Regions from separate parts of the Homo sapiens genome. Here region 2 is linked to region 1. Evidence: chromatin loops called from intact Hi-C (ENCODE). Cell type or tissue: breast epithelium. All regions are shown on one strand.

Region 1 (8,000 bases):
TCCAGGAAGGGGCTGTCAGGAGGGCAGGCCCTGCACTCTCCCAGGGTGAGCTGAGCACTACCCTCGCAGGTCAGAGCTCTCCTCTCCACTCTGTAATTACCGAGAACCCCGCAAAATGCTGCAGCCTAGGCCTAGACCCCCTGCGGTGTACACCCTGGTGTGGGGGACCCTTTCCTGGCTGACTTGTCCCCACCCTGCTTGTGACAGTGTGCAGAGAAGAAACCAGAAGCCAGTGGCCCAGAGGCTGAGCCCTGCCCAGAGCTCCACACGGAGCCAGTGGAGCCACTGACTCGGGCATCCTCGGCAGGCCCTGAGGGTGGAGGAGTCCGCCCCGAGCAGCCCTTTATTGTGCTGGGACAGGAGGAGTACGGGGAACACCACTCATCCATCATGCACTGCAGGTGGGTTGGGCCTGGGGCCAAGGAAACCCTGGGAAGCTCAGATTTTCAGGCAGTACACGTGGAGGTGTGGCCAGCAGGAGATGGCGGAGAATGGGGGCTTGGACGAGGGCCACAGTCATGGCAGTAGAGTCATGGGAGTCGGTTGGAGCTGCCAGTGGACTGGTCAGCCTGTCTGCCCTTTTTTTTTTTTCCTTATTGAGACAGAGTCTTGCTCTGTCACCTAGGCTGGAGTGCAGTGGCACGATCTTGGCTCACTGCAACCTTGCCCTCCCAGGCTCAAGCGATTCTCGTGCCTCAGCCTCCCAAGTAGCTGGAATTACAGATGCCTGCCACCACACCCATCTGATTTTTATATTTGTAGTAGAGACGGGGTTTCACCATGTTGGCCAGGCTGGTCTTGAACTCCTGGCTTCAAGTGATCTGCCCATCTCAGCCTCCCACAGTGCTGGGATTACAGGCGTAAGCCACCGCACCGGGCCTCTCTGCCCTTTCTAATTGTGTTTCTCTCAGTTTTAGGAACAAGTTACACTTTATTTTAGCCCCCCAAACTCACTCAATTTTAATTTGCTTTATGATGGTACTTTTAGGTAAATACCTGATTTGTAATTTACCATTTGTAAGTTTTTACTTAAGCACAGTATAAACCTTTCAAGAACAAACCCTGGTGGGGCATAATTTTCAGCTGTAGATGGGTTTCTCGTTTTGACAGCCCTGATGGCTCTTGGGGCCCTTGGGCTGTTCTGGAGTGTGAGTTGGAGGCTCTAAATCTCCAGAGACTGCAAATGGCCTCAGGGCAGGGCCCTGCAACTCTTGCTCACGGCTCTTTGCCCAGAATTGACCAAAAGCTCCGCACATGGTTGGCACTTAATAAGTATTTCTTAGACAAACGAATGAATGAATATTTCTAGAAATAGTCTATACCAGTCCTTTGAATGTAGACCTCTAGGGATTGTTTTTTTAAAACAGTAAGGAAGTCAGGAAAGTGATCATCTTGGCATTAGCAGAAGAGGATGGGGACTGAGAGGCCAGCTGACAGGCCTCCCTTTTCTCTCATCTCAGAGTGGACTGCTCTGGGAGGAGAGTCGCCAGCTTAGACGTAGATGGGGTCATCAAAGTGTGGTCCTTCAACCCCATCATGCAGACCAAAGCATCCTCCATTTCCAAATCACCGCTGCTGTCTTTGGAATGGGCCACCAAACGGGACAGACTGGTGAGTAATGGTGGCCTGTGGGGCCCGCTTTGCTGGCTCAGTGGAGGAATTCCCCAGGGTTCTCCACCGGCTGAGTCAAGACAGCCAAGCCAGTTCCCCTCCCTTCTCTCCATTATTGGGGATTCAGGGACACACATCCAGGACTGGCCCAGAAGGCTCCTGTTGTGGGAAGACAGGGAGGTTACCAGATTGACAGATGGAAATGAGCTGCAGGGGGCCTGGAACACACGGCTTCTTCCTGTTTGTGGTGGTCCGCCCTGGGGACCACCTGCCTGACTGCTGTCCCTCCATTTGTCTGTGTTTCCAGCTGCAGTTTCAGTGGGCGCCCTCCCGTGCCAGGCCCCACGGGAAGTGGCTTCCGCTGGTGAGGGGCTGGTGTTCTATTTTGTGGTTCCCATGGGTCTTATTGTCCCCAGGAATAGTACAGTGTTCTTCCCTCTGGATTTGATATTTGAGATAGGACTTGTAGTTAAGGAGGTAAAATTGCCTTGCTGTTTTTTCTTTTACTTCATTTGTGGGGATCATACCACATAGCCCAAGATGCAAACCCTGTTTTTCTATAATTTTTGGCAGCTGAAGGGATTATCCTCATGGATGAGGACCTCAGGGCTTGCCCTGTGCCAGCGCCAGTTTGCCAAGTGAATGCCGAGGTCACACTCTACCTAATATTCCTGTGAGACACCCTCAGACCTGGGCTGCTTCTGGCACTTTCCTCTGGCACTATTATTATCTTTGAAGCTTTTCACCAAATAAGTCACAAGTTCCTGAAGGCAAGGATAGCCCCTTTTATTTTTTTTTCTGGAGGTCTTTACAGACCCAGAGCCAGAGCTGTCCCCTGAAAAGGCAAATGGGAGTCACCCAGGCCCTGTGGCAGCCGAAGCGAGTACGCTGGGAGGGGTGCTGGGCAGACCAAGAGTGGGAAGGAAGGGTTCCAACAGCTGGGGTTTCAAACTGAAGAAAGGGAGGATCAGAGGGCCTCATTCACCAGCCAGAACATTTCCATATGTGTCCAAGGTGACGCGTCTCTCCCATTCCACAGATACTTTTTGTGGTTTTGCTTAGAAGTTCAAGGTCAGCTCTCACGTCTTTGTTTAATTTTAAAGTGAGGCTCATTGTAGCCAGATTTCCCCTGAACTGCCTGGATGCGTAGAGGAGGGGCCTCACCCCCACAGCCTGCCCAGCCTCACCCCCTCTGGAGATCCTCCCTGACTCAGCCTCACTCCATGCTATCCTTCCCACCTCCCGCCCCTTGTCATTCCAGCTCTTGCTGGGCAGTGGTGTGGGAACAGTGCGTCTCTATGACACGGAAGCCAAGAAGAATCTCTGTGAAATCAATATCAACGACAACATGCCCAGGTGAACTGGAACCTACCCCCCACCATCAAGGCCGCAGGCTGCCAAGTGTGGTCCGCGGGGCTGGTCCTTTCCCAAGCCTAATGCCCCATCTCCTGTGCAGGATCCAGCCTCAGGACCAAAGTGCACCCTCCCTCTGTGGGCAGGCAGAGGGTCTGACCCAGGCCCATGTGTGTTGCAGAATCCTGTCTCTTGCGTGCAGCCCCAACGGGGCCTCTTTCGTCTGTTCGGCAGCAGCTCCGAGCCTCACTTCCCAGGTGGACTTCTCAGCACCAGACATCGGCAGCAAGGGCATGAACCAGGTTCCTGGCAGGCTGCTGCTGTGGGACACGAAAACCATGAAGCAGCAGGTACGGGCCTGCCCTGTGGCTCTCTCTGGGGCCAGGCACACACTCTGTATTCCCCTGGGTTTCTGAAGAGCCTCTTCCCTCTTTTTGCTTTGGTCTCCTCAGATTTTTAATAAAGTTTTGAGTGTTGAAAAGTAGTGTACTCCAACTGGGCAGATTGTTAGTGACATGTCATTCAGAATTGTGCCACAAACTTAGAAGACACCCAGAACCTACCAGAGGGCCCCTGTGGTTGATTATTTAGGAGAGGACTCGTGCCTCCCTCTGACATACTGTTACCTTAAAATTGTATGAGAATTATAGCAGCAGCAGCCAGCAGTAGCAAGGACACATACAGATTCGTAAGAAGCGAGGTGACCAGACAGCCTGTGAACTTGCTCCCAGGGGACCTGGGCACCACCTCAGAGCCAAGGACCCCTTCCTTCAAGACAGTAATAGATGCTGCAGCTGCCACCCTGAGCCCCAGAGAGATTGAATGATGCTAAACTCACCTTCCAAGGCAGTGCTACTTCTTATTAAAATGATTCGTTTCACTGCTTACAAGTCATATGGCCTTTATGTTGAACACATTGTTTCCTGATGCTGCTGGAAGCTCAAGGCTCCTGCTTTCAGTGGGTTCCTGTTCCAGATGTTCAGTTTGTTCTGTTCTGCATCTGCCTGTAGAAGTGGTCTGTGTTCCCTTTGGGTCTGTCAGACCTCTCAGGCCCGTCAGGGTCACACTCGAATTCTTGACCTCCACCCCTTGCCACATCCATCCCTCCCCTCATAATTTTCCTCACTTTGGCAAATGTGCCTCACTTAGAAATTGGGGATCTTGGCCAGGAGCAGTTGCTCATGCCTGTAATCCCAGCACTTTGGGAAGCTGAGGCAGATGGATTGCTTGAGGCCAGGAGTTCAAGTCCAGCCTGGGCAATGTAGTGAGCCCTTGTCTCTACAAAAAACTTAAAAATTAGCCAGGTGTGGTGGTGCTCACTTGTAGTCCCAGCTACTTGGGAGGCTGAGGCAAGAGAATTGCTTGAGCCTGGGAGGTGGAGGCTGCAGTGAGCTGATGTGGTGCCACTGTATTCCAGCCTGGGTGACAGAGTGAGACCCTGTCTCAAAAAAAAAAAAAAAAAAAAAAAAAAACACAACAGAAATTGGGGTTCTTCCCAGACCTGTCTTTTTCCCTCTGCTCACACAGTCAGTCCATAAGCAAATGCTGCCAGTGTGTTTCCAGTCTGACCACTTCTCTGCATTTCCAGGGACATACTCTAGACCTATCTCTCGTGCCCCTCCCTGCCCACTGTCCTCTCCACCAGTTTAATTCAATTCCTCTTAGTTCATAGCATCTTGTATTTTCCTCCAAAGTTCTTATTACAATTTGTAATTATATGTTTACTTGTGATTTTCAAGTTTTTAATTAGACATTGAATACATACAAAAGCATATTGAAATCATAGGTGTATAGTATAATGAGAAGAAAAGCAGTACAGTGAGCACCCACAGACCCATCACAGTTTATACAGAACATCACCAATACTTTTTAGCTCTTGTGTAGCCCTTCCCAGTCTTGGTCTTTTTCCCTTCCAGAGAGAACCTGTCTTGAATTTTGTCATACTGTTGCCTTACTTTTTTTTTTTTTTTTTTTTTGAGATGGAGTCTTGCTCTGTCACCCAGGCTGGAGTGCAGCGGCACAATCTCTGCTCAGCACAACATCCGCCTTCTGAGTTCAAGCAATTCTTCTGCCTCAACCTCCTGAGTAGCTGGGATTACAGGTGCCCACCACCACACCCAGCTAATTTTTTGTATTTTTAGTAGAAATGGGGTTTCACCATGTTGGCCAGGTCTCGAACTCCTGACCTCAGGTGATCCACCCACCTGGGCTTCCCAAAGTACTAGGATTACAGGCATGAGCCACTGCACCCGGCCTGCCTTACATTTAAAAAATTACTTTATCATGTCAATTACTATATATCCCTAAACAACCGAATTTTTGTTTTGCAGGTTTTCTGACTCCATATGAATAAACCACAGTATATGTGTTTTTCTAGAATAGCTTCTTGTATTCCAGGCTGAACACTGCTTCCCTAACCTTGTGACTTGGTCCATCCTCTGGCTGCCTTTGCTGAGACCGGGACATTAGCTCTCCATGTAATTGGCATTCCTTTGTTGTCTTTTCTCTCTGGCTGCTTTTAAAATCTTACCTGGTTCTCTGGATGTGGATTTTCTGGTTCTTAACTTTTGAAATTAATTTTTTTGAAGTTTTGCTTGGGATTTGTTTTCTGAATCAGAGGATTTGTGTCTGTTCAATTCTGGAAAATTCTCAGTCATCATTTTTTCCAGTATTGCTGTTCTCTGATCATCTCTTGCCTTCTGGAACTCCCATTCCATATGTGTTAGAACTTGCCTCTTCCTCTTTTTTGTTTCACTTTGCTGCATTCTTGATAATAGTTTCTTCAGATCCATCAGTTTGCTAATCTCTCCTCTACTATATCTAATCTTCTGTTTCATCTATTTATTAGGATGGTAATTTCAGTTATTGTGTTTCTCATTTTTAGAAGCTCACCTTCATTTTTTAAAACCTGCTTTGTCGTGTTTATAGTCTCTCATTTTTACCCATATTTTCAATTCCTTATTTTATTTTGTTGAACAATTGAATGTGCTTGTATGTTCTCATTATAAATCTAATGTCTGAAGTCTTTGTGGGTCTGATTCTGCTCTGTTGTCTCTGTGGGTGCTGGCTCCTTTTGCCTTATTTTCCTGTTTCTTATGAATTGTGATCATGGTGTTTTTTGGGCCAGTATCTCTGAGAATATTTTGAGGCCTGGGTTGGAGGTGCATTTCTTTGGATTTGCATTAATTTTTGCCAGGTTCCTCCCACGTCAGGGCTAGTTTGTGGTTATGAATTTGCAGGGAGGTAAGTTTTCTTGTTATCCCTTTCTGTGAAGTAGGTTTGTTTCTAGTTCATTCCTGCACTGAAGGTATAGCTCTTTGGAGTCTCAGCTCCATGTGACGGTTTCTTATCGCCTGACCTTGGGCAGATCACACATGGTTGTCTCCAGGCTCCTGAGCTCCTCATGGGTAGCAGAATGGGAACTTGAGTCATCTGGATCTGATTAATTCCCCATAGTGAAAGCCGGCTTTGGAGTGCACTGGTTCTCTGCGTTCTTGCTTTCTCTTAGTTGTGGCCCTAGAGGATTCTTTTATTTGCTAGCTCAGTACTCTGTGTGTATTTTAAATAACATTCTATCTTGCATTTTTAATTTCAGGAGGATTATTTAGTGTTCCCAGGGTTTCATATTGTTTGAAATGATAGTGTTCATTAATTATGTAATTAATAGACATTATGTTCTATGAGGTGGTTTTGTTTGCTACTATATTTCTGAGTGTTTCTGTGGGGAGCCATAGGGCAGGTTTATTAGTGTTGTCTGTCATCAAAGGCAGTTGATGAAGTGTTATTTTCTGAGGGCATAAGACTTTTCAATGAGAATTTGCTTGGAATGCATTCTGGGTGAAGTGTAGGTTGCTAAGATATGTATTATTTCTTTTATAATGGAGCAAGCATGGATTATCATTTCTCTATGGAAACCAGAATGTATTTAGGCACAGAGAACTTGTTCTCAAAAGAGCACAGAAGGTCACTGGCACAGCACTTTGGCAAAGGCTCAGATCTACATTTCCAGATTACATAAGGGAGGAGCTGGTGGAAAACCCAGTCTGGGGCACCTGTCTGCATTGGAATAAGCAGCGTGCCTGGGCTGAGTGAAGATCTGCTACTGACATTTTTGTTTTATTTCAATAGCTCCAGTTCTCCCTGGATCCAGAACCCATTGCTATCAACTGTACAGCCTTCAATCACAACGGGAACCTGCTGGTCACAGGGGCAGCTGATGGCGTCATCCGGCTGTTTGGTATGCAAGTGTGCTCATAGCAATCCTTGATCTCCTTAGATTTCCCAGGCAATTTTTTTTGCCGACGTTGGATTTTTTTGCCAGCTGGGCTAGAGGCTTTTGCAAAACCCTGACTTCAGATGCATGTACTACAGCTTAACTTTGGTCAACGTTTTCAAAACACCCACCGTAATAAACTCGCCCATAGTTAGTGTCAATAGACATGGGAGGGGGTGGAGCTCAGCGGTCCTTGAGTCTTGAGTTGTTCCATCTGAGTCCTTGTCACCCATGTGAAATACAGGAGGGCATACAAGAGTACTGCTGTCCTACCTACTTGCTGTGGGTAGTTGATTCTCAAAAGCATCAGAACAGTGCTCCTTAACCAGAGGCATACATCAGAATCACCTGGCATGCTGTGTAGAAATCCCCAGGTTGGGCTCTGTCCCCAGGAGACATCCCCAGAGCCTGGGCTGGGGCAAGGCAACTGTATCTTTAGGGGATTCCCAGGGCACATGGGGAAGTTACAGAGGGGAGTTTCTCAGGTGTCTTCCTAGACTTAGGGCTCCCCAGGTGAGCTCCCCCCAGGGACTCCTGAGCCTCACTTCTGACCTGGTGAAAGAAGCTGCCTCTGAGGCTTAGAAGCAGCCTGACCTCTTGGGCAGGGGCAGCTTTATGGCGCTCATTGGGTCCTGGGTGCCTGCCCTTGGCTTCCAGAACAGCTGTCAGCCTGAGTAGAGGGTGAGGGGGCCTCCTGCTGCAGGCAGATTCCTTCTGCAGAGCCCTGGCCAGGATGTGAGTGGCCGTGTCTCATTGCCTCAGA
Region 2 (8,000 bases), 60 kb after region 1:
GCTACTAGAAATACTGTTGAGAGTAGACCACTCAACCCCAGATCTTCATAGTTCCACCCAGCTGTAATTAGGCTGTGGCCTGTATTTTTAATGTACCTCTCCTACCTGACCCTTCTTATGCTTAGCCTCATCCTCTAATGGATGCCATTGTTGACCTATGACTCAAGGCTGCTTGATTCTGTTTTCTGACTTACTACATGCATCTTGACTCTTCTGCCTGACATACTTGCTCCTCTGTGTGTCCTTCACAAATCCCTCCCAGTGCTCACTGCCTTATGAATGACAAACTGAGGTGCTGGACTTATTCCAGTGTTCACATGAATAAATGGCTGGAGATGTAAACCAATTCGCTGTAAAGGAAACTGTACATCTTTACACCTTTGCTACATTTTGAGAAATAAAATGATTATTTTAAACCACAGTCTATGCATTTCAGTGCCATGTTGTGCCACACTTTTGCTTTGTGCAACTGGCAACTTTTAATATACAGTATTTTTTCTAATCATTGGAAGTGCACAACTTAACACTTTATCTTATTCTGTAATCATTTTATTCAGGTATGTTTTATCTGTACAATTATGTGGTAATCTCCTAGTAGAGAGAAATGGTTCCTAGCACACTAATGATATAACAGAAAATCAGGAAATGATGTTTGTTGACTAATTGATTAAAGTGTCTAGTAGGGAGGTTAAAATCAGTGACATATTATATGTCATTCCTACTTTGAGTTCTTAAGTTTTTTTGGTGTCGAATGTGTAAGTAGTTTTGGAAGAAATCAAAACTTCAGAGATTTTTTTCCATGCTGATAAAAACTAAATATAAATATCTGCTTTAATATTTTTCCATATTTTCTCTGGATTTCTTTTTAAATCTCTGAAAGATGTTCCCACTACAGAAGATGGGATATCTAAAATTTTTAGTTTATGCATATGCATGTGTAAGGGGAGAGATAGGGAAAGGGGAAGGGGAGGGCTTTCCTTTTTTTCTTTTTACTACATAAGCATATGTTATCCTTCATTCACAGTTCTCAGAGCAGTATAAAGCTAGATTAACTCTCCCTTTGGAACTTCAGATATAAGGTGGGTTGTCCATCATTCTTATTGGCCTGCTCATCCTTATTTTTAGTTAGATGGAGGGCTGTATGCTTAGAGCTTTGCTGGTTAGTTTCTTCAGCTTGAAGACTCTTATATTTTAGAACATTTGCATCCATTCCAAAGCTTGAAGAAGCAGTCTCCCACTTGCTGCTGAGAGGTTTTATGTCTTCATTCTTTATGGCCCAGATTTGAGAATGTTTATTCTTCTTGGGGCCTTTGAGAGGTGATAAACTTTCCAATGACCTGTGGGGCTTAGACTGGACCCATTCTGAAGAGTTTGCCATAACATCCCCTTGGATTACAAAAGGGTGATTTCTGGGTGCTGTCCAAGATGTGCTGTATTTCTTTATATTTCTGCAAGTAGCCGGATTTAGTCTAGAAAAGAAATGAAATACGTGAATTTTTGTCCATCATGGACCTACTTTGTAGTCCTAGGTATGTTGTCATAGTATAAATAATATTTTTCCTTTTAGTAAGTTCATAACTTCTTAAAGTTTAAGAATTTTACCATCATTTAGAAGTCTTCATCTCTGATCATGATTTTTTTTTTAGCACTATTCCAATCCTGTATTTCTAAATGCCTAGAGGATATGTTTATTTGGATACCTACTCTAACCTCAGCCTTCCTAATATAATAGCCACTCTGGGCCCCAGCTCCTTACCTATATATCTAGTTAAAGTAGATGGTCACTAAAAAGTAAAGTAGTTGTTTGCTCTAAAAATCTATTCTGTTTATTCTATTAGAATGGATTCAGTATATATGCTATGAGATTTTTTTCTATAACCAGTAAAAAAATCAACGTGAGTCTAAGAGAGGGAAGTTTTCCTCGGGGGAGCTTTTGTAAACTAATAATTGCAGCCACTTAAAATCTCTGTTTTTTTAGCATTCCATTTTTTAACCATAGAATTTCAGCTATACTTTCAATTAAACTTTTAAATTTTGAGATAACTGTAGACTTAACTGCATTTGAGAGAAGTAATACAGAGAGATCCCATGAACTCTTCACCCAATTTCCCCAAAATAGCTTGCAAAACCATAGAACAATATCACAATCAGGATATTGACATTGATGTAGTCAAGATAGAGAACACTGCCCCCATGTTGCCCTCTTGTAGTACCTGCTTCCCTCCTTTCCCATCCCCTCCTTAATTCCTGGCAACCATTATTAATCTATTATCAAGTTATATTATTTTGTTATTTTAAGAATGTTGCATAAAGGAATCATACTGTATGTAACCTTCTAGGATCAGCTTTTTTTTTTCTCAGAGTAATTGTCTGGAGATTCATCTATGTTGTTTTGTGCATCAGCAGTTCATTCCTTATTATAATTGCTGAGTCTGTGACATGAATGTACCATAGTTGGTTTAATAATTCATCCATTCAATGACATATAGATTATTTCCAGTTTATGGCTCTTATAAATAGTTATACACACAGGTTTTTTTGTGAGTTAATTTTTGTATAAGATGTAAGTTTAAAGTTCATTTTTTTAGCCTATGGATATCCAATTGTTCCAGCACCATTTGTTGAAAAGTCTCTTTTTTCTCCATTGAATTGCTTTTGAATTCCCTATCAAAATCAGTGGAGCAAATTTATGTGGTCTATTTCTTGGTTTTTGCCTCAGTTCCACTGATGTGTATGTTTATTTCTCCTCTAATACTACTGTCTTGATTACTCTAGCTATATAAAAGTTCTTGAAATCAGATAGACTGATCTCTCCCATTTTATCCTTGTTTGTCAAAATTGTTTTTGCTATTTTAATGCATCGGCAGATAAATTCTGGAATAATCTTGTCTATATATACAAAAGATCTTGCTGGGATTTTGATAGGCATCGTGTTAAACTTGTATATTAAGCTGGGAAGAACTGACATCTTTATTGAGGCTTTCAATTTATGAACATGCTACATCTTTCCACTCATTTAGATATTTTAAAATTTCTCTTATTCATGTTGTATACTTTTCAGCATAGAAACCCTGTAAAACCAAGTATTTTTTTTGAGATATTTTGTAATTTTGGTGTTCACATGTTCATTGCTTATTTATAGAAGAGCAATTAATTTTGTACATTTATCTTGTATTCTGAGGCCTAGCATAACTTATTAATTCTAAAGGTTGTGTGTGTGTGTGTGTGTGTGTGTGTGTGTGCACGCATGCGTGCGTGTGTGTTTTGGTAAATTTATTAGGATTTTCTACATAGAGAATAACATCTTTCACAGTAGGGATCATTTTATTTTTTCCTTTCTGATTTGTATGCTTTTTATTTTTTTATTGCCTTATTGCAGTGGCTAGAACTTCTAGCACAATGTTCAATAGAGTGGTGTATTATTCTATTCTCACGCTGCTAATAAAAACATACCCAATGCTGGGTAATTTATAAAGGAAAAAGGTTTAATTGACTCACAGTTCCACATGGCTGGGGAGGCCTCGCAATCTTGGCGGAAGGCAAAGGAGGAGCAAAGTCATGTCTTACATGGTGGCACGCAAGACAGCTTATGCAGGGGAACTCCTATTTATAAAACCATCGGATCTCCTGAGACTTGTTCAGTACCACGAGAAGAGTATGGGGAAACTGTTCCCGTGATTCAATTATCTCCACCTGACCCTGCCTTGACACGTGGGGATTATTACAATTAAAGGTGAGATTTGGGTGGGGACACAGCCAAACTATATCAAGTGGTAAGAATGGACTTTATTGAGTAAGATCCCCTTTATTCCTATGTTTTTCTGAGACTTTTTATCATGGATGGGTACTGAATTCTGTCGAATACCAATTTCTGTGCCAATTAATAGGATCTTGTGATTTTTCTTCTTAAGCTTGCTAATATGAAGGATTTCATCAATTACTTTTTGAATATTAAACTAACCTTGAATTCCTGAAATAGACTTCACTTGGTCATGGTGTATAATTCTTTTTATTTAGAGCTGAATTCTATTTGCTAATATTTTGTTAGATTTAGCTTGTTAAATCTATATTTATGCAAAATCTTATTCTGTCATTTCCTTTTTTGTTTTGCCCTTGTCTGGTTTTGATATCACACTAACAGTGGCTTCATAAAATGAACTGAGAACTCCTATTTTCTGGAAGAAATTGTATAGAATTGGTATTAATTCTTCCTTTATTAGTAAAATTCTCTTCTAAAACCACCTAGGCCAGGTGATTTCTTTTTTAGGGTTTTAAAATTATGAAATCAATTTCCTTATTAGTTACAGGGGTATTCAAATATTCTATTTCATATTGAATGAGTTGGGGTAGTTCATATTTTATTGAGGAAATAATCCATTTTCTGTAAGTTGTCAAATTTGTGTGTAGTGTTTTCTATTAACTCTTTGATGTATGCAGGATTTTTAGTGATATCCTGTTTCATTCCTCATGTTAGTAATTTATGTCTTTTTTTCTTTATTTGTCAGTATTAATAGAAGTTTGTCAATTTTATTGATCTGTTCAAACAACCAGTTGTTTCACTGATTTTCTGTGTCATTTTTCTGTTTTTAATTTTATTAATTTCTGCTCTTATCTTTATTATCTTCTTTCTGCTTGCTTTGAGTTTATTTGCTTTTCTTTTTATAGGTCCCTGAGGTGGGAGCTTAGATTATTGATTTCAGATGTTTTCTCATTTTTTAGCATATGCAGTTAGTTCTATAAATTTCTGTATCAGTACTGCTTTAGCTATATCTCACTTATTTTAATATATTATAGTTTCATTTCCATTAATTTAAATACATATTTTTACTTCCTTTGAGAATTTTTTTTTTAATTTTTGTTTCCTTTATTTCTTCTAAAAAAAGCCAGGATACATGTGCAGAACGTGCAGGTTTGTTACATAGGTATATGTGTGCTATGGTGGTTTGCTGCACCTATTGACACATCCTCTATGTTCCCTCCCCTCACCCCTCACCCCGCAACAGGCCCTGGTGTGTGATTTTCCCCTCTATGTGTCCATGTGTTCTCACTGTTCAACTCCCACTTATGAGTGAAAACATGTGGTGTTTGGTTTTCTGTTCCTGTATTAAGTTTGCTGAAGATGATGGCTTCCAGCTTCATCCACGTCCCTGGAAAAGACATGATCTCATTCCTTTTTTTTCTAATTACAAGATGATTTTTAAATTTATTTTTATTTTTAAGATTAAGCATCCTCTTTGACAATCCAAAAACATAGTCCTTGCTCACTCTGGACACACACACCTAAAACAGTTAAAAGCAATTCTTCAATTTTCAATGACAAAGTAGGAAAAAAACAATATGTTCTCAAGCTGCAGTTCAATTTTCTGTTCTCTTTTCCAAAAAATTTTACTTTGCTTCTAAGCCACCCACCAACGATAACGAAAGACAATTTTTCAAAAGGCCAACAAAACCCAGAAAAAGGAACAGTTATCAATTCAAAATTATCACCCAAAACACTGCTGTTGCAAAAAAAGAGTATGAAGCCAAATTCCCATAGCTTGTTAGAGAAGACCTTTAAAAATAATTCAGAAAATTAGGACTGGAACTACAGTGGTATAGACAGGTTATACTGTCACTATATGCATATACAGTGGTAAATGCAGATAATTCAAGAACATTCAGCTTGGGATGAATATATGAATAATATGATTATATTATATTAAATTAATATATTATTAAGCTTTCTCCTATTCCAGCAGAGGAAATAAAAACATGTGTTGCTGGAATTAATATTAAGACTGTCCTTACAAACAGAAGGTAGGGCAAAGGTAAAGAGAGAGAATGTGGAACAAAAGTAGCGAAGACAAGTCATTTTGAATCTAGGCTCTAACACCCAGGAAAGTTGAATAGAACTTAAATTCTTCTGAGCCAGTATCACTAAATTCTAGATTTGCCCTGAAACCAGTGGAGCATATACACCATTAATAAATATCAAGTGCCCCATAGCGTTTGTGGTATTAAAACATATTTTTAAATTATTATAAATTTCCATTCTGAAAAGCAGGTCAAAATGACACTGGACCATCCAGTCAGTTACAGAGTAAAGGGCTTCCTCCAGAGAGAACTGACTTGGCAGAAATTTAGGTTGGTAAGAATGTGATTAACATGGAGTAAATGAGATCAGATTCTCAGTATAATTTTCATAAGGCTTCTACCTACCCCAGTTGTAAGGAGTAGTACTGAGGGAACTCCAACAGAATGTCTTAGAGGGAAGCTTCTCAGAGACAAAGGGTCTGTAAGTTTAACTCTTGACCCCTCTTCTCCTTATGTAAAGCTTGGGGAAGGCAATAAATATTTAATTTTTAACTATTCAGAGCTTTGGACACATTATAATATTTAATATTCTGTAGTTTCATTTTCTGAACCCTTGGCTTATAATTTTTCTCAACTTGCATTAAAAAATGTATGAATGCACCCTCTTCAGTAGTACCACATGAAAATATAAATCTTGTTCTTCCATATCTTCTACACAGGAAGACTGAATGAGTAGTACCCTAAATATCCTGCAGGGTTACTTTGTGTACTTGACAAAAGATTAGGGAAAACCAATCCACTTCCATATCTTGAGCAGTAGTTAACTAGTCTTCAATCTCATCTTCCCAAATATCTTCATCAACATCCACAGCATAAAACAGCTGTTTAAGACATGTTGAAGCAGGATCAGTGAAATGTTTGTAAGGGTTTGCTCTAGAGAGAGAACTCATGCAAATCCAACAGAAATATTGCATACAGCCAGTACATGTCATCTTGTTATATCCATCTAATTTCTCTATGGGAGTTCCACAACATGGTCAGTTCTTGAAGTTTTTCTCTAGCCACTCCTTACTTTCCATCTCTTCCAGTGCCTTCTGAATCACCCTCTTATCATACCTTTGTTCCAAAAGTCTTTTATTGGCCTTATCTGCTTGCAGGTATTCATTTAGTAAGTCTATTAATTTCTCTGCAGTCACCTTACATGGAGAGACCCCATGGTAGGTCAACCTGCACAAGGTACAGAAGGCAAAATTGCAGCTGGAGCAGATACCCATGATGTAGCCAGGCTCCTGCATCACAGGCAGCTGGCAGCATGCGTGGGGGCAGTACACCACATCTGCCATCAGGTCCAAGGTGGACTGGAGGAGAAGGCAGTCATAATAGGCAAATAACTCTGCTTCCACTAGCTCTTTGACCTGACCAGTAGTGGCCACTGAAGGGCACTTTGGTTCTGGGCAGTTGAGGCATTGAACCTGGCCATCTCTGATCTGGATTTCAAAGTAGTCCTTCAGACAGTCTTTGCAGTACACATGCCTGCACTCCAAGAAGTACATGCATTCACTACCCAGCTTCTTACAGAAACAGATATTGCACAGGAACAAATTACTATTAAAGCATTTTATCTGCTGAGCTTGATCAAAGTCCAAGATTTCCTGGATCATATTTAACAATGATTCCACATCCTGCACACAGCTGTCTCATCCACAGTTTCCTCTTGGTCTGTATCAGATCCAGAAGTTCCTCCAAAATCTAGCTCTGTGTTGGGAGAGGCTTGAGCTGTCCTTCTCTGCACTTTTTTTCTGAGAATCAATCTTGAGCTCAAAAGGAGAGACAATATTCAGGTATACTAGGGTCTCTTCCTTAAGAAATTGCATCCAGGCAAACGGGATCACGCTGCCAGGGTGTTCTTCCCATAGAGCAGATAGCGCTCACAAACATCTTGAAATTCTATGGCAAATCCAAATAGATCCTGGTTTCTCCACCTTGGACAGACTGCTTTTCTAAATTCATCTCCATCGTAAATACTCACTGGGGCCAGCAATTCATCCTCTTGAGCTTCTTGGTCTTCTGACATTTAATTTTCTGAGGAACAAAACCAAGATGACCATGAGAGTGATCTCTGATCATCCTCACTGCTACACTCCCACCAGGGCCATGACAGTTTACAAATGCCTTGTTGTTTTGTTTTTTTTTTTCGTTTTTTTTTT

The links. Hi-C counts contacts between places; a loop is a spot of excess contacts. Peaks named below come from ENCODE experiments on the same cell type or tissue, not always from the same donor. Only the 100,000 strongest peaks of a DNase experiment are listed, where the experiment ranks them.
Region 2: a loop joins it to region 1, with 27 times the contacts of the local background. A loop is called at or near these places in 2 of 110 quality-filtered maps.

What each region holds. Positions count from the first base shown.
Region 1 is chr7:135,188,545-135,196,544 of GRCh38, reverse strand. WDR91 (WD repeat domain 91) reads left to right here. Exons shown (of 15, transcript NM_014149.4): 8 at 208-401; 9 at 1,461-1,611; 10 at 2,873-2,967; 11 at 3,146-3,314; 12 at 7,093-7,201; 13 at 8,000. Among named protein-coding and RNA genes, the nearest start is that of MIR6509, 15 kb to the left of the region's middle. RefSeq lists enhancers at 2,150-3,349, 7,671-7,800, 7,841-8,000. In breast epithelium, no CTCF peak of the experiment used is centred here; DNase peaks (open chromatin) are centred at 2,774 and 3,284; H3K27ac peaks cover 2,620 bases.
Region 2 is chr7:135,128,310-135,136,309 of GRCh38, reverse strand. It overlaps AGBL3 (AGBL carboxypeptidase 3), which reads right to left. Exons shown (of 17, transcript NM_178563.4): 17 at 532-1,469. The coding sequence ends at 1,049. It also overlaps a transcript of CYREN not described here and the pseudogene RNF14P4. Among named protein-coding and RNA genes, the nearest start is that of TMEM140, 16 kb to the left of the region's middle. In breast epithelium, no CTCF peak of the experiment used is centred here; no DNase peak of the experiment used is centred here.